2 separate regions of the Homo sapiens genome follow, and region 1 is linked to region 2. A link is an interaction called in ENCODE POLR2A ChIA-PET data of the cell type or tissue named here. Cell type or tissue: OCI-LY7. All regions are shown on one strand. Each heading gives the region's core, and the rest is flanking DNA. Links, peaks and the distances in the headings are about the cores only.

Region 1 (7,217 bases), core at 657-5,656, 310 kb after region 2:
GCCATGGCAATTGAAACTCAGGAGGCTGGGCGCGGTGGCTCATGCCTGTAATCCCAGCACTTTGGGAGGCCGAGGCTGGCAGATCACTTGAGGTCAGGGGTTCGAGACCAGCCCGGCCAACATGGTGAAACCCTGTCTCTGTTAAAAATACAAAAATTAGCCAGGCGTGTTGGCATGTCCCTGTAATCCTAGATGCTCGGGAGGCTGAGGCAGGAGAATCACTTGAGCCCAGGAGGCAGAGGTTGCAGTGAGCCGAGACTGTGCCACTGATTGTGGTCAGGACTCCAACAACGAAACCAGGTTCACATACATCAATCTTGATGTTTGGGCAAAGCAACCCTAACAAGATGCCATGGCATGGTGCGTTACTCCAGGTGTACAGAACAAAACAGTCAATCCATCAGTGACCTAAAGAACATGCTGAAGGCTACATTCCCAAGGGGTGGCTTGGAGACATGCAAGGAGTAAGCCACCAAACATACTGTGTTAACTCCTTCTTCACAACAACCAAACAGAAGAATTCTCTATTGCTAACCACTGCCACTCTGAGGTACAGGTTAGATATGGGAGTAAGGGATGGTTAGGGATTGGGCACCATTTGGTCTACTATTACACAAAACCAGGAGTCACTTGTTTTAATGGAAGTTACTCTTTTTTTTTCATTTAAAAATATAAAGACTGGACACCTCTGCTTTGTGTGGGCTTGCTTTCCCCCGATCACGTCAACCTTTCCAGCTCTTGGAACAGAATCCAAAGTCCTTAGCATAATACACAGAGCCCCACCTGATCTCCCCACCCCCGGGGGACTCCCTGCCTTCATCTCCCACTGCCTTCCCCCTTCATGGCTCTGCTCCAGCCATGCTGGCGAACACACACCAGGCCCCTGCCTGCTTCAGGTCTTTGCCTGGAGTGTTCTTAGAAATCCTCATCACTGTCCCCTCATCTCCTGCATGCCTCTGCTCAAAGATCACTCCATTGGAGGCCTCCTGGCCACTGTAGCTAAAACAGCTGCCCCTGCCATTCTCTGCGCCCTTTCCTCACACCTGACAATATATCGTTAACCTGAATATTTAATTATTTTTTACCTGCTCCTCCTCCAACTCCCAATGAGACTGTCTGCACCATGGGGGCAGGGACTGTTTCTGGTTCGCTGGGAGGTCCTGAAGCCTAGCACCATGCCTGGCACAAAGCTGGGGCTCAGTAAGAGCCTAATGAATGAATGAATTAGATATAGATAGACAGTAGGTGGAGGGGAAGAAGGAGGGTATTTGGAACACAGTAAGATATTTTATTTTCAGCTCTAGGCTATAGAGGAAATGCTCAACTAAATTCTTAACTTTTCTCTCAGGACTTAAGTTTCAAATGTTATATTTAATACCATAAAATTTATTTTATAAAGATGATTTGGTTTCCTCTTAGAGGCTAACCTTGTCTAATAAGTTTTTTCTTTCTTTCTTTTTCCCTGATGACAAGTCACACATTTATAGAAGAAAATTTAAATGATGCAGAAAGGAATAAAGTAGAAAGTGAAAAGTCTACTAGACTGGAGGTTAGGGATAGCTGTGTCAGCAGGGCTTATCAAAATGTCCCTGTGGATAAAATGGCCACATCAAACGGTCCTGCTCTGCTGTTTATGTTCTTTGCCTATTTTTAAAGGAAAATATCTTTGAGTGTTTGTACACTTAGAATCCAAAGTCCTTAGCATGATACACAGAGCCCCATCTGATCTCCCCACCCCTGGTACCTCCCTGATCTCATCTCTCACTGCCCTCCCCTCCCCTTTAATGTACTGTGAGCTTTACAAGTTTCTTTTTAAAAAAAACTTACAAGTTTCTTTTAACTTGTAAAGCTCACTGTATATTAAAGACAATAGCCTTTTGTCCATCAAATATGTAATCTTTTTTTTTTTTTTTTTTTTTTGAGACAGAGTCTTGCTCTGTCGCCCAGGCTGGAGTGCAGTGGTGTGATCTCAGCTCACTGGAACCTCCGCCTCCCGGGTTCAAGTGATTCTCCTTCCCTTCCTCCCGAGTAGCTGGGATTACAGGTGTGTGCCACCATGCACAGCTAATTTTTGTATTTTTAGTAGAGACGGGGTTTTGCCATGTTGGCCAGACTGGTCTCGAACTCCTGACCTCAGTTGATCTGCCTGCCTCAGCCTCCCAAAGTGCTAGGATTACAGGCGTGAGCCACCGTGCCCTGCCTTTTTTTTTTTCCTCCAATTTATTGCTTTTCGTCTAACTTGGTGGTGTTTTCTGCTGTTCAGAAGTGATTTTTCATTGAGTGGTCAGTTTTATTAATCCTTTGCTTTTACTGTCTCTACCTTTTGTAGTGTGCTTAGAAAGGTCTTGCTCACCCCAGGGTTATAATAATACTGTTCACCTACATCTTCTTCTGGTACTTGTCATGGTTTGATTTTATTCTGTCATGTTTAAATTTTAAGGCACGCCCCTTTTTGGTGATAATAGACAGGTATTGAGTGCTTATGATGTGTCAGGCTCTGTTCCAGGTGCCTTATGTGAATCAGCTCATTTGAATGCTCAGTAAGTCCAGAGATAGGTCTGGTAGATCCTTGTTTTCACAGGTGAGGAAACTTGAAGACAGGGTGATTGGATACTTATGCAAGACCACACAGCTGGCGAAACCTGTTCTGTCAAATGCTAAAGGCTACATAGGGTTGTTGTAAGGATTAGAGTTGTTGTACGTAAAGTCTCTGGAATATAGTAGGCAGTCTATAGATGGTAGGTTTTATTAATTATTATTACATAGCTCCCATAAGCATAATTTCTGACGGCTGCATATTATTTGGAAAATTGTGTATTTCAAAGTAAGTACATTTCTAAAATATTATTCCTTTAAAAGCATGTTTAGAATTCCATGGGAACAAACAAAACTTTTATTTGAAGAAACAATTGTCATAAAAAGAAATCCCAGAAAGATTGCATTAACGTGTGTTTCACTGGGCAATGGGATTTTGTGTGTGTGTGTGTGTGTGTGTTGTGTGTGTTTAAATCTTTGTTGGCAGAGCAGAGCGGCTGGCCGCTAGAGGTCTCTGATGCCCGAGGAGCTGTCAGTGGCGTGCTGGAGAGAGCAAGGGATCACTAACACCTGAGACGGACTACAGACCAGCACGTGCCAGAGGTGGAAGTCCAAGTTAAACGCAAAAGGACCACCTCCTGAGAACCAAGAATGTCAGTTATACCCGAGGCTTCTCAGCAGCAGCAAGCACCTGTGGTGAATTTCCAGGCTGAACTGAGACAAGCATTCTTAACTGAGACATCAAGAAGTGGTTAAAGCCGTATTGGAACAGCAAGGAATCTGATTCCAAGGAAAAACCAGTCAATGTAATAAAGATGTAATCTGTAATTTTTCAATGTGATGTAGATTCATTTAGTCTGTCTTTTTATGTTTGCTGCTTTCATTTTTTAGGAAAAGGCTATTACAAGGTTGATTTTGATTTATTACTTTTTTTTTTTCCTTTGGGATTTTTCTTTTTTTCGACTTTAAGATTAGAATGCTCTCATTTCTGAGGGTTTACTATTTACTTTTTATAAAATAAGAGCAGAGAGGAAGGCGGTTTATTGATAAATTCTCTTCTAGCTTTTCTTTATGTCTTTTTGCAATATTACCCCTCAACTTGAATTAATTAGGCCAATTTATGCCACCATTTTGAGTTTAAATCCAAGGAGACAAACAGGAAATTTCTGAGAAATTCTCCTTTGTTGAATCATTTATACCCAACATTTTCAGTTTTTTTTGTTTGTTTGTTTGTTTTTTGTTTTTTTTGTTTTGAGACAGGGTCTCACTCAGTCACCCAGGCTGGAGTACAGTGGCTTGATCTCGACTCACCTCAGCCTCCGCCTCCTGGGTTCAAGTGATTCTCCTGCCTCAGCCTCCCAAGTAGCTGGGATTACAGGTGCATGCCACCATGCCTAGCTAATTTTTGTACTTTTAGTAGATATGGAGTTTTGTCATGTTGCCGAGGCTGGTATTGAACTCCTGACCTCAGGTGATCTGCCTGCCTTGGCCTCCCAAAGTGCTGGGATTACAGGCGTGATCCACTGCACCTGGCCAGTATCCAACATTTTCTAGTAATTGCATGGGCTTGGTTGCAAGCAGATGGTGGAATCTGATCATTGTCCCAAGCTCTTCCCCAAGAGTAAGACAATTTTTCATTGAATAGGTGGGTACGTTTGATTTTTTTTAACCTAGAAATTCTTTAGCTTATCAGTTCAGTTCACACATTCTTGTAAATTTCTAAGTATAATATTTAAATCATACATTATGGTCTGCAAGTAGGACCATTTAATTTTCTGATATTTAATTATATCCTATTTTATTCTAGTCTCAACTGCTAGTTCTACCTAAACAATACTAGTTTAGGATTTCTTTAGAGCAGCGGTTGGTAACATATCTGGCCTGAAATTTTATTGGAACACAACCATGTTCACTTATTACATGTGATCTGTGGTTGCATTGGTGCTACAGTGGCAACTTTGAGTAGTTGTGACTGATCGAATGACAGGTACAGCCTAGAATATTTAATGTCTTGCCATTTAAAAGAAAAAAATGGCTGAACTTTGTTTTAGAGTAGCAGATTTAAAGAAGAAAACACCAGTGAGGCTACCGATAACGTTATAGAAGGTGATGAATAAAGGATTATAGACGTTTATATGAAGTATACATTACAGGGTAGAGAATCAGATGAATTTTTTGGGTAAGGGATGACTCGAAGAATCATGTTAAAACTTGCTATATAGGTAGATGGGTAGTTTTTAAAGACATTTAAACAATTGGTACCCTTTTTCATTATGAAAATATAAGGCACATGATAGCCAGGAAAAATAGATAAATAAACCATTATGTTATGAATATCAGTTCAATTTTTGTTTGGTACCTAAAAATTTACTAGGATATGCATCAAATTGGATACTTACCCAATTGAGATGCAAGGTGTAAATATTAGTAATATTAGCATGACTTTTAAATGTTTTGTTACATTGTTTTCTAAAAGCATCACTAGAAATATGGATTGCCACTAAAAATTAATAGACCATTAGTTTCTTAGGACCATTCTTTTTATTCTGTTTTTTTTTTGTTAAATAAATATTTCCAATAAAGGAAAAAAGTTGTCTATATTTCAGTTTTCATAAAACAGAATGTTTAAACATTTTTTCTGATCAGAAAAGTAGCCACAAAAACTGCTATATTTTTAAAAGGCTGTGATGAAACAATGCTGCCACTCTGGAAAACAGTTTGGCAGTTCTTTAAACAGTTGAACATAGAATTACCATATGATCCAGCAATTGCTCTCCTAGGTATATACCCCTAAAAATCGAAAGCAAAGACTCAAACAGATTCTTGTACACCAGTGTTCATAACATGTATAGTAGCCAAAATGTGGAAACAACCCAAATATTATCTATAGAAAGAGTAGATAAACAAAACGTGCTCTGTACATATAATGGAATATGACTCAGCCTTAATAAGGAGATTCTGATACAGGGCACAACGTAGATGAACCTTGAAAACATTATGTTAATCGAAATAGGCCAGACACGAACGGACAAATGTTGTATGATTTCACTTAAATGAGGTACCAAGAATAGGCAAATTCATAGAGAAAGTAGAATAGTAGTGACCAAGGGCTGGGAGAGGGGAGAGGGGAAGTGATTAATAGGCTTCTGTTTGGGAAAATGAAACATTTCTGGAAATAGATAATGGTGATGGTTGCACAACATTGGGAATGTACTTAATGCCATAGAATTGTATGCTTAAAAATGGTTAAAATGGTAAATTTTATGTAATGTCCTTTTTTTTTTTTTTTTTGAGACAGGGTCTCACTCTGTTGCCCAGATTGGAGTGCAGTGGCACGATCTCAGATCACTGCAACCTCCGCCTCCCAGGTTCGAGTGATTCTCCTGCCTCAGCCTTCTGAGTAGCTGCAACTACAGACATGCACCACCATTCCTGGCTAATTTTGTAGTTTTAGTAAAGATGGGGTTTCACCATGTTGGTCAGGCTGGTCTTGAACTCCTGACCTTAAGTGATCCACTTGCCTCGGCCTCCCAAAGTGCTGGGATTACAGGTATGAGCCACTGCTCCTGGCTGTAATGTACATTTTTCTATAGTGAAACAACAATGGGCAAGGTGTGGTGGCTCATGCCTGTAATCCCAGCACTTTAGGAGACCAAGGCAGATGGATCACCTGAGGTCAGGAGTTCGAGACCAGCCTGGCCAACATTGTGAAACCCTGTCTCTACTAAAAATACAAAAATTAGCCTGACATGGTGGCACACGCTTGTAATCCCAGCTACTCAGGAGGCTGAGGCAGGAGAATCGCTTGAACCTGGGAGGTGGAAGTTACAGTGAGCTGAGATCACGCCACTGGGCTCCAGCCTGGGTGATGGAGTGATACTCTGTCTCAAAAAAATGAAAAATTAAAAAAAAAACAACAACAACGATAACAAAAGGAGCCAAAATTACCCTCTATCTCATAGACTGCTGGGCTTACGTGAGATAATTTGCATGAAGTGCTTAGCACAGTGCCAGGATCATAGGGAATACTCAGTAAAGGAAAGATAAATGTTTTTCTAATAATGTAGAACTATTTAACTATAGAATGACCTTCTTTGGGGGTGGAATAGTGAGCTCCCTGCTACTGGAAGCGTTTAACAGGGGGCAGAACAGACTTCTTAAAGTTTCATATGCAAAGAAATCATCTGGACATAGTGTTAAAATGGAGATTCTTATTTAAATAGAGTCTGGCTGAGGCCTGAGAGTCTACATTTTTAGCAAGGTCCAGGTGATATTGATGTTGCCAGTTGAGTGCACTTGAGTAGCAGGAGGCTAGATGATTCCTTAGGGGGATGCTGGAGAAGCTATGTGATAATTCATCAGATGGAGCAATGAGATAGATCTCTGCGGCCTACTGCGGGAGCCACTCACCACATGTGGTTATTGAGCATTTGAAATGTGGCTAGTCCAAATTGAGATGTGCTGTGAATGTAAAATACACAAAAATGTAGTATGGAATAGACTAAAATATTTACTTAGTAATTTTTATATTGATTACATGCTGAAGTGATATTTTTGGATGTATTGGGCTAAACACAATATTCAGAATATATATACATATATATATATGTATATATATATTATTTTTGAGGGGGAGTCTTGCTCTGTCGCCTGGGCTGGAGTTCAGTGGCATGATCTTGGCT
Region 2 (7,217 bases), core at 1,409-6,408:
TGTTTGGGTACAGAGAGTATGGGGCCTGACTTTGCACCTTTTAAAATGACTTTGGGTGTTTATTCACTGGCTTTTGAACGCAGACTCTGTAGACCTCTTTAAAGTGATGGGATGTGGACGCCTATGGGGATTAGCTGGGGCCCTGGACTCAGTCCAAAAGAGCCCCTGTCACCCACTCTGGAAGGCAGTGCACGGCCCCTTGCCCCTGGTCCCCCACTCTGGGCAGCTCATGCCTCTAGGTCAGAAACGGGACACATGGCTCAACCCCTGGAGAGCTTTCTTAAGAAGCAAAACTGACCTCAGACCTGACCCTCTACCTCTCCACAGTGCCGGAAGCTGCCCAGTGACCCCCAGGAATCCACCAAGAAAAGCCCCAGGGGGGCTTCAGATTCAGGAAAAGAGCACAATGGAGTCAGGGGAAAGCACAAGCACCGGAAGCCGACAAAGCCGGAGTCCCAGTCTCCAGGAAAACGAGCCGACAGCCACGAGGAAGGTAGGCCCCGCGGCCCTGGCCCTCTGGGCTGGGCTGCAGAGGGATCCCCAGGGCACAGTGGTGAGGGCAGAGGGGCTCAGGCGCTGACTCCTTCACTCTGGAAAAGTGAGACTTCTTCACTGTGGAAAGAAGATATGATTGACCCCTCTGAAGTCTAAGGTGAGCGAGCAAGGATCGGGGGCCCCTTCTGCTCCTCCTGGGTGCTAGAATAAGGCTGAAGGAAGTGGTTTTCCGACACAAACACCAGGCCCACAACACAGTAGCCGACCCATTTCCCCGCGATGGGTCTAGGCTCAAAGAAACAAGTTTAAGGAGAATTTAGACAAAAACCACGGAATGGGGGTTCATTACGCTGTCTTCTTTGGGTATACTGGAAAACTGCTATTCTGAAAGGACAAAAATAAATAGCTAGTTAGCTAGGAGAGTTTAGAGAAATCTTAAACGTTTATTATCATTTAGGGACACACAGGATATCTGGGATGACGGGGCTGGTATGTGTCCCTAACCTGTCCGTTTTGCCACTAATAGTTTCTGGGCACCCTTATCAGGGAGAGAATCCCCAGCATTCCTGAGCATAGGAGTCCAGGTTCATGGTCTTGCCCACCTGACGTGACTATGACCTGCCTCTTCTGGTCTGTTCTTTTTTTTTTTGAGACAGAGTCTCACTTTGCTTCCCAGGCTAGAGGGAGTTCAGTGGCACAATATCGGTTCACTGCAGCCTCAACCTCCTGAGCTCAAGTGATCCTCCTACCTCAGCCTCCCGAGTAGCTGGGACCACAGGCATGTGCCATTACACCTGGCTAATGTTTGTAGTTTTGAAGAGATGGGGTTTCACCATGTTTCCCAGGCTGGTCTTGAACTCCTGGGCTCAAGCCATCTCCCTGCCTCAGCCTCCCAAAGTGTTGGGATTACAGGCGTCAGCCACTGCGTCCGGCCTCATCTGTTCTTAGCCGTTTTTTCTCTGTTCACTGGCTCCTTGTTCCTATCTTCCCACCTCACTCAATCCTCCAAGATTCACTGAGGTTGCCCTCCTCTGGGACCTGCTCCAGCTCAGTTAGAACTTTGTTTATTTTCTTTCTTTCTTTCTTTTTTTTTTTTTTTTTTTTTTTTTTTTTGAGATGGAGTCTCACTCTGTCACCCAGGCTGGAGTGCAGTGGCACAATCTTGGCTCACTGCAAACTCTGCATCCCAGGTTCAAGTGATTCTCCTTCCTCAGCCTCCCAAGTATCTGGGACTACAGGTGAGTGCCACCACGCCCGGCGAATTTTTGTATTTTTAGTAGAGTCGGGGTTTCACCATGTTGGCCATGCTGGGCTCGATCTCCTGACCTCAGGTGATCCACCCACCTCGGCCTCCCAAAGTGCTGGGATTACAGGCGTGAGCCACCATGCCCAGCAGAACTTTGTTGAGGTGCAGCAGCCTCAGAGTCCTATGGGCAGTGGGGCCTCCTACTTTCCTACTTTCTGGCACACCATCACATTGATACTGTGCACTGCCTTTTCTGGTATCAGCAAAAGCGACCAAACTCTCAGTTTTTAAAAACCACCTGGAAACACTCATTGTCTACAAGAGACACATATGTGATGGCCACGTAAGGGGAGTGAATAAATGTAACCCAGATTAACCACAGGGTAAACACAAACTCTTTCTCAATCTTTCCCCCGAGCCTCACAGGTGGGCTTTCTGGTCTTTAAGCTTTGATTGTAACATTTCTGCCTTCTGTCCCCAAACCACACATCACTCCAGGTTCCTTGGAAAAGAAAGCAAAGAGCAGTTTCCGTGACTTTATTCCTGTGGTTCTGAGCACCCGCACGCGCAGTCAGTCTGGTGAGTGAGACTAAGGTGATGGCCCCTCTCAGCATCTTCTATGAAAAGAGAGATCGAAATCTGGTTGAGCAGTTTTACCATGGGCCCAGGTGTCGAGTTGGGAATTTGATTCACTGTGCCACAATGCCCAGCTCCTTGCAGAGATAAGAGAGCCCTGGGTGGGGGCAGGGGACAAATAGTCCTCAAATATTGCCCACTGTTTGAGGATTATTTGTTCAACTTTTCAGAGCAGGGATTTGACATCTCTTGTTGGGAGCTGATGGTGGAAAGAGGTAAGGCCTGTGCCACTCGGGAAAGCTGGTTCAACTCCAAGCTTTGGCACCTCGTCATTACTGGGGCTAATCTCAGGCACAGACATTTAACTTTCTACCTTGGTCTTATTGCCCTATGTGACAGGCAGCCTCAAAGTTGGAAAAGTCATTGAATCGTCAGGGCTGGCAGAATCACATTTGGCTCCCTGAATTTGTGTTGGTCAACCTCTAGGGACTAAAAAAAGCTAGCCCTTTCTAGCCACCACTACCTTCTGCTAGCCTCCACACTGGTATCCAGGGCTGGAGATAGTTGTCCCAGTTCACCCAATTTCCATGCAAATTGGATAGAATGGGGAAGCAAGGTATAGTGTAAACTCAGTTATCTGACATTCTAGTAACCGGCACCTTAGCACATGGCAAGCGAGGTGGTAATTGGGGCTCATAATGATGGCCTGGAGGCCTTACAAAATCCTGAAGTGTCCTCTGAATTATCAAAGAGCAATTACATTACAGCCAGTCCCATTTTAGTGTTAAACACATTGTACTGTATTTGATTCTTTGGAAATTGGTGATCCCTTTGTGATCTCTATGATGATTCTGTATTAACCAGAATATTAGATTAACCAGAACACTTTGTTTTGCCTAGTCTATATAATGGAAAATGTGCTGTTATTTGCTGTCTTTTAGCAGTGTGACTAACTTGAAGCTTTGGTCAAGGGCTACTTACTCTATTTGCCTCGAACCATTTCTTTCTTCTGCTGACTTCGCTTGGGTCTGGGGACTGTTGAGTTAATAGCTGGGCCTTGGGAGAAAGATGGTGGTGTCTCACAGCTGCTTCCGAGGAGGAAGGTGTCAAATCTCCTGTAGTGTGAAACCAGGCCAATTTAGGATGTACTTTCGTTGTTAGCAGAGTTGAAGGAAAGAGTGGAGAGAGAAAATGGCCTCTTGGCAAGGTGGCTGAGGAAGGCAGGAAAGGTACCAATCCATCCTGGGGTGGTGGGGGAGGAGGGGGAAGCGCTTGCCCAGCGGTGAGGAACAGCTACAACCGGGTGGAGGGAGGTGCCTGGGAGGAAGCTCCACCCCTGAACTCTTGGCAAGTCGGGAGGAGGTGGGGTCAATTTAAGGGAAGTGGGCGTGCCTGGGTGCATTTGGGCGTGACCCAACCAGGCTCTGTCACAGATCACAGGAAAGGGACTCCTTCTTGCTTCGCTTTTCTTGAGACTCTTCTCTTGTGATGATTCTGCTTGGCCGGGGTGGCTCTGTCCCCAAGATTGGTGGTGCCACAAAAGGAGTATATCCTCCCTTGCCCTGTCTGAGACCCCAATTGCCCTCTCCTAGCCCCTGATTTCCCAGGGACCCGTGGCCCTCTCCTGCCCTTCACAAAATACTTGGCACTTTATAAGAGCTAAGCAAGAGTTTTGGGTGTGGATTCAGGTGACACTGTAACGTGGATGAGTAAGGGTGTGTGTTTTTAATACTTGATGTTGTCTGGTATATTGGACTCTGTAAAGCACATATGCGTGAAAAATCTTATTTGAGCCTCAAAACAGCCCTGTGAGGTCAGTAAGGGGAGAACAGTATCCCCATTTTATAGATGAGGAGACTGCACTGAAGGAACTTTCCCGAACGGTACAGCTAATAACTGGCAGAGCCTGAACTTGAACCCAGACCTTCAAACTCCTAGTCCAGGGCATTCACTTCGACACCATGCTTTGTCCTTTGAAGAAGTACCTGACCATCCTCTGTACATCCCATCCACAGGAAGCATCTGTAGCTCCTTTGCTGGCATGGCAGACAGTGACATGGGAAGCCAGGAAGTCTTCCCCACAGAAGAAGAAGAGGAGGTAACCCCCACCCCAGCTAAGCGTCGAAAGGTGAGAAAGACCCAACGGGACACCCAGTATCGCAGCCACCATGCCCAGGACAAGTCTCTGCTGAGCCAGGGCCGAAGGCACCTGTGGCGAGCCCGAGAAATGCCCTGGAGGACAGAGGCTGCCCGGCAAATGTGGGACACCAATGAGGAGGAGGAGGAAGAAGAGGAGGAGGGCCTGCTGAAGAGGAAGAAACGAAGACGGCAGAAGAGCCGAAAATATCAGACTGGGGAGTACCTGACAGAGCAAGAAGACGAGCAGCGGCGGAAAGGGAGAGCAGGTAAGGCTGGCCAGGGGCTCTGCTGTCGCCGCGGCCCGTTTGGCTTCTGGGAACCCTCGGGCATCTCTACGCCAGCCAAAGGCTTCGGGACCCAGAGAAACCCGGTGCTATGATCTCCAGCTGCCAGAGGGGGTCACTCAACTCCAGCTCCGAGCCTTTGGCTTTGGGTTGACATTGAATGAGTTCGGATTGGCCTGCAGGTGAGCGGAGGACATGAAGGCCCAAGCCCTCCGGTTTCTTATAGAAGTCTGAACCTGTGGGCAAGGCCACGGTGACATCCTTGGCATGGGACAACTGGATACCAGGGAGTTCTCTGGTTGGCTTGAGGGAGTCGAGTCTTTTGGGAGGACGGGTTCTCTCTCCTAGAATCTTGGGTTCAAGAAGACAGAGGGCATCGGCTGCCTTTCCTGGGATACTTGCAGCCTCTAAGCTAAAAAGAAGTACAGTGGGTTCTTCAAACCAACAGAAGAACTTCAAGTAGAAACGGGCACAGCATTGCTTTATCCGTTAAAGCCACAGTGATTATTCAGAGGCGGAGTGAAGCTTTGAGGTGACCCAAAGTAGCATCATTTTTGTTGGACCTGAGTTGAGAAGGCAGGCAGCCCAAAGAGAAAACCAGGCTTTCTCTGACCACATCAAATGCTGTGATATACCATTCCGGAGGCACAGACTGTCACAAGATGCTAATATCAGTATGTTCCACTGAGTACTGTTCAGGCCCATTCCTATAGTGGATTTCTAAATGAGCAAAAAGCACATCTTTGGGTTTTATAAGAACACCTCTGTCTCTCACTCTCATTCTCTGACCTCTACCCTGGAAGCAGCAATTGATTGCCTCCTATGATGTATTCATCCTGAGCTGCCGGTAAACATCCGCTGTCTCCTTATTAGCTAAAACTGAATAACCTCATATTGAGTGGGTAGTAGAGTCCAGGTTTGCTATAATGCAAAGACGGCTTAACCTCATTTCCGGCTCTGTTTAAGTGGAGGTGTATATGATACCCATCTCTACGCTCAAGAGAGTAATTGAGCTAATTTTCATCAACTATGTGACAGAGTGGGAACAATTCTCTTTCTTCTGCTAGAGCAATAATAGATTGGTCAGGAATGAGTTGTCAAGCTGTTGGCCTCAGCCACTTGTGTTAGGATGAAGAGGAGCTTTTGTGTATCACCTAATCTTCTCTAATGGCACCTGGTTTCCTAGCATGGAAGCTTCCTGTGGAACATATTGGCGCTTGGAACCAGAAGGACCTTCGAGGTTGCCTGGTCCAGTTTGCCACCCAATGCAAAGATAGAGATCTCCACAGCATTCTTGACAGGTAGCCAGCCAGCCTTTTCATGAACACACCTCCAGTAACGCAGAGAACACCACCAATCAAGGCATCCTACTTGATTTGGGGGCAGCTCCAGTTGTTGGAAAGTAGGTCATTCTTCCTCTGTGGATGTGTCTAAGGGTTTTGCATTGAGGCAGCTGGATTTGGCACATGGTCTGGTTACTTTCCTCCAGATCTGATGATGGCATCTTCGTGCAGGAATTTGGCAAAGGCCAAATGAGGCAGGTTACCCTGCTTCTGTCTGAGCCTCCTGACTTTTCTTTTCATCCTGGTTTTGGTTATCTCCCTTCTTGACCTGCGGAGCAGGTAGGCAGAGCCACTTCCACTCACACACCTGCCACCTCCGCTCTCTAGTCCTTTGTGGGCTACTATAAAGCCTTCACTTCTCTGCAATTGAATAAACACCCGAGCCTGCCCTGCCCTGGGTAAACAAGGTGGGGGGCTGTTTCTTTGCCTGTAGCATTGAACACTGTAATATGACTTCTTCATGTTTCCTGGGGTCCTCACAAGGCATGGTTCTGTTCCTTCCTCTTTTGCCTCAGCCCAAATGTGTCGCATCAAAAGCTGGAGTTTAGAACATTCTGACTGGAAGTGCTATTAGAGACCATGTAGTACAGCAATTCCTGGACAGGCTATGGGGCCCCACTAGCGGGCTGAGGCTAGCTGGGAGAAAGGGATGGCATGACAGCTGGCCTTCCAGGAACTGTGCATAAGCTGCAGCCAACTCCTTGTGCTGAAATGATGGCTTCCACATCTGGATCTGCCTTTGTCAATGTCACATGTGAGAGCCCGTGTCAGGGTTGAGAGAGGCGAGTTGAGAACTCTTCAATCTCAGTCCCTTCATTTCACTAATTGCTAGGCATGGTGTTCATTCCTTTGGGGAGGAAAACACACGGGCATGGCTCCACCTCAAGAGCTTGTGCTTAAATAACACAATAATGATGTCTTACTTGTTATAACACTTTTTGAAAGGGGTTTTGCATGTATTATCTTATTTAATTCTCATACCACTCTTGTGATGTAGATTATATTCTCCCCATTTTACAGATATGGCAACTGAGGCTCAGAGCAATTAGGACTTGAGCCCAGCCAATCACACAATTGATGGCCAAGCCAAGCAGCACTAATCTTGAGAGATGAGGTTAAACACACAGTCGCCCC

What was found. ChIA-PET counts read pairs that join two places held together with the same protein. Peaks named below come from ENCODE experiments on the same cell type or tissue, not always from the same donor. Only the 100,000 strongest peaks of a DNase experiment are listed, where the experiment ranks them.
Region 1: POLR2A ChIA-PET joins it to region 2 with 5 read pairs; 1 of 35 experiments calls an interaction of 5 or more read pairs at or near these places.

Annotation. Positions count from the first base shown.
Region 1 is chrX:130,327,779-130,334,995 of GRCh38, forward strand. It overlaps the pseudogene LOC112268303. Among named protein-coding and RNA genes, the nearest start is that of SLC25A14, 8.5 kb to the right of the region's middle. In OCI-LY7, for the core only: CTCF peaks have their summits at 3,025 (motif pointing right) and 3,225; a DNase peak (open chromatin) is centred at 3,063.
Region 2 is chrX:130,020,658-130,027,874 of GRCh38, forward strand. It overlaps BCORL1 (BCL6 corepressor like 1), which reads left to right. Exons shown (of 14, transcript NM_001379451.1): 5 at 328-493; 6 at 2,240-2,320; 7 at 4,333-4,722. LOC124905216 (a long non-coding RNA gene) reads right to left here and starts at 3,441. Exons shown (of 2, transcript XR_007068333.1): 1 at 3,299-3,441; 2 at 2,241-2,358. RefSeq lists enhancers at 3,375-3,424, 4,525-5,024. In OCI-LY7, for the core only: CTCF peaks have their summits at 4,854 (motif pointing right) and 5,060; a DNase peak (open chromatin) is centred at 3,674; H3K4me3 peaks cover 677 bases.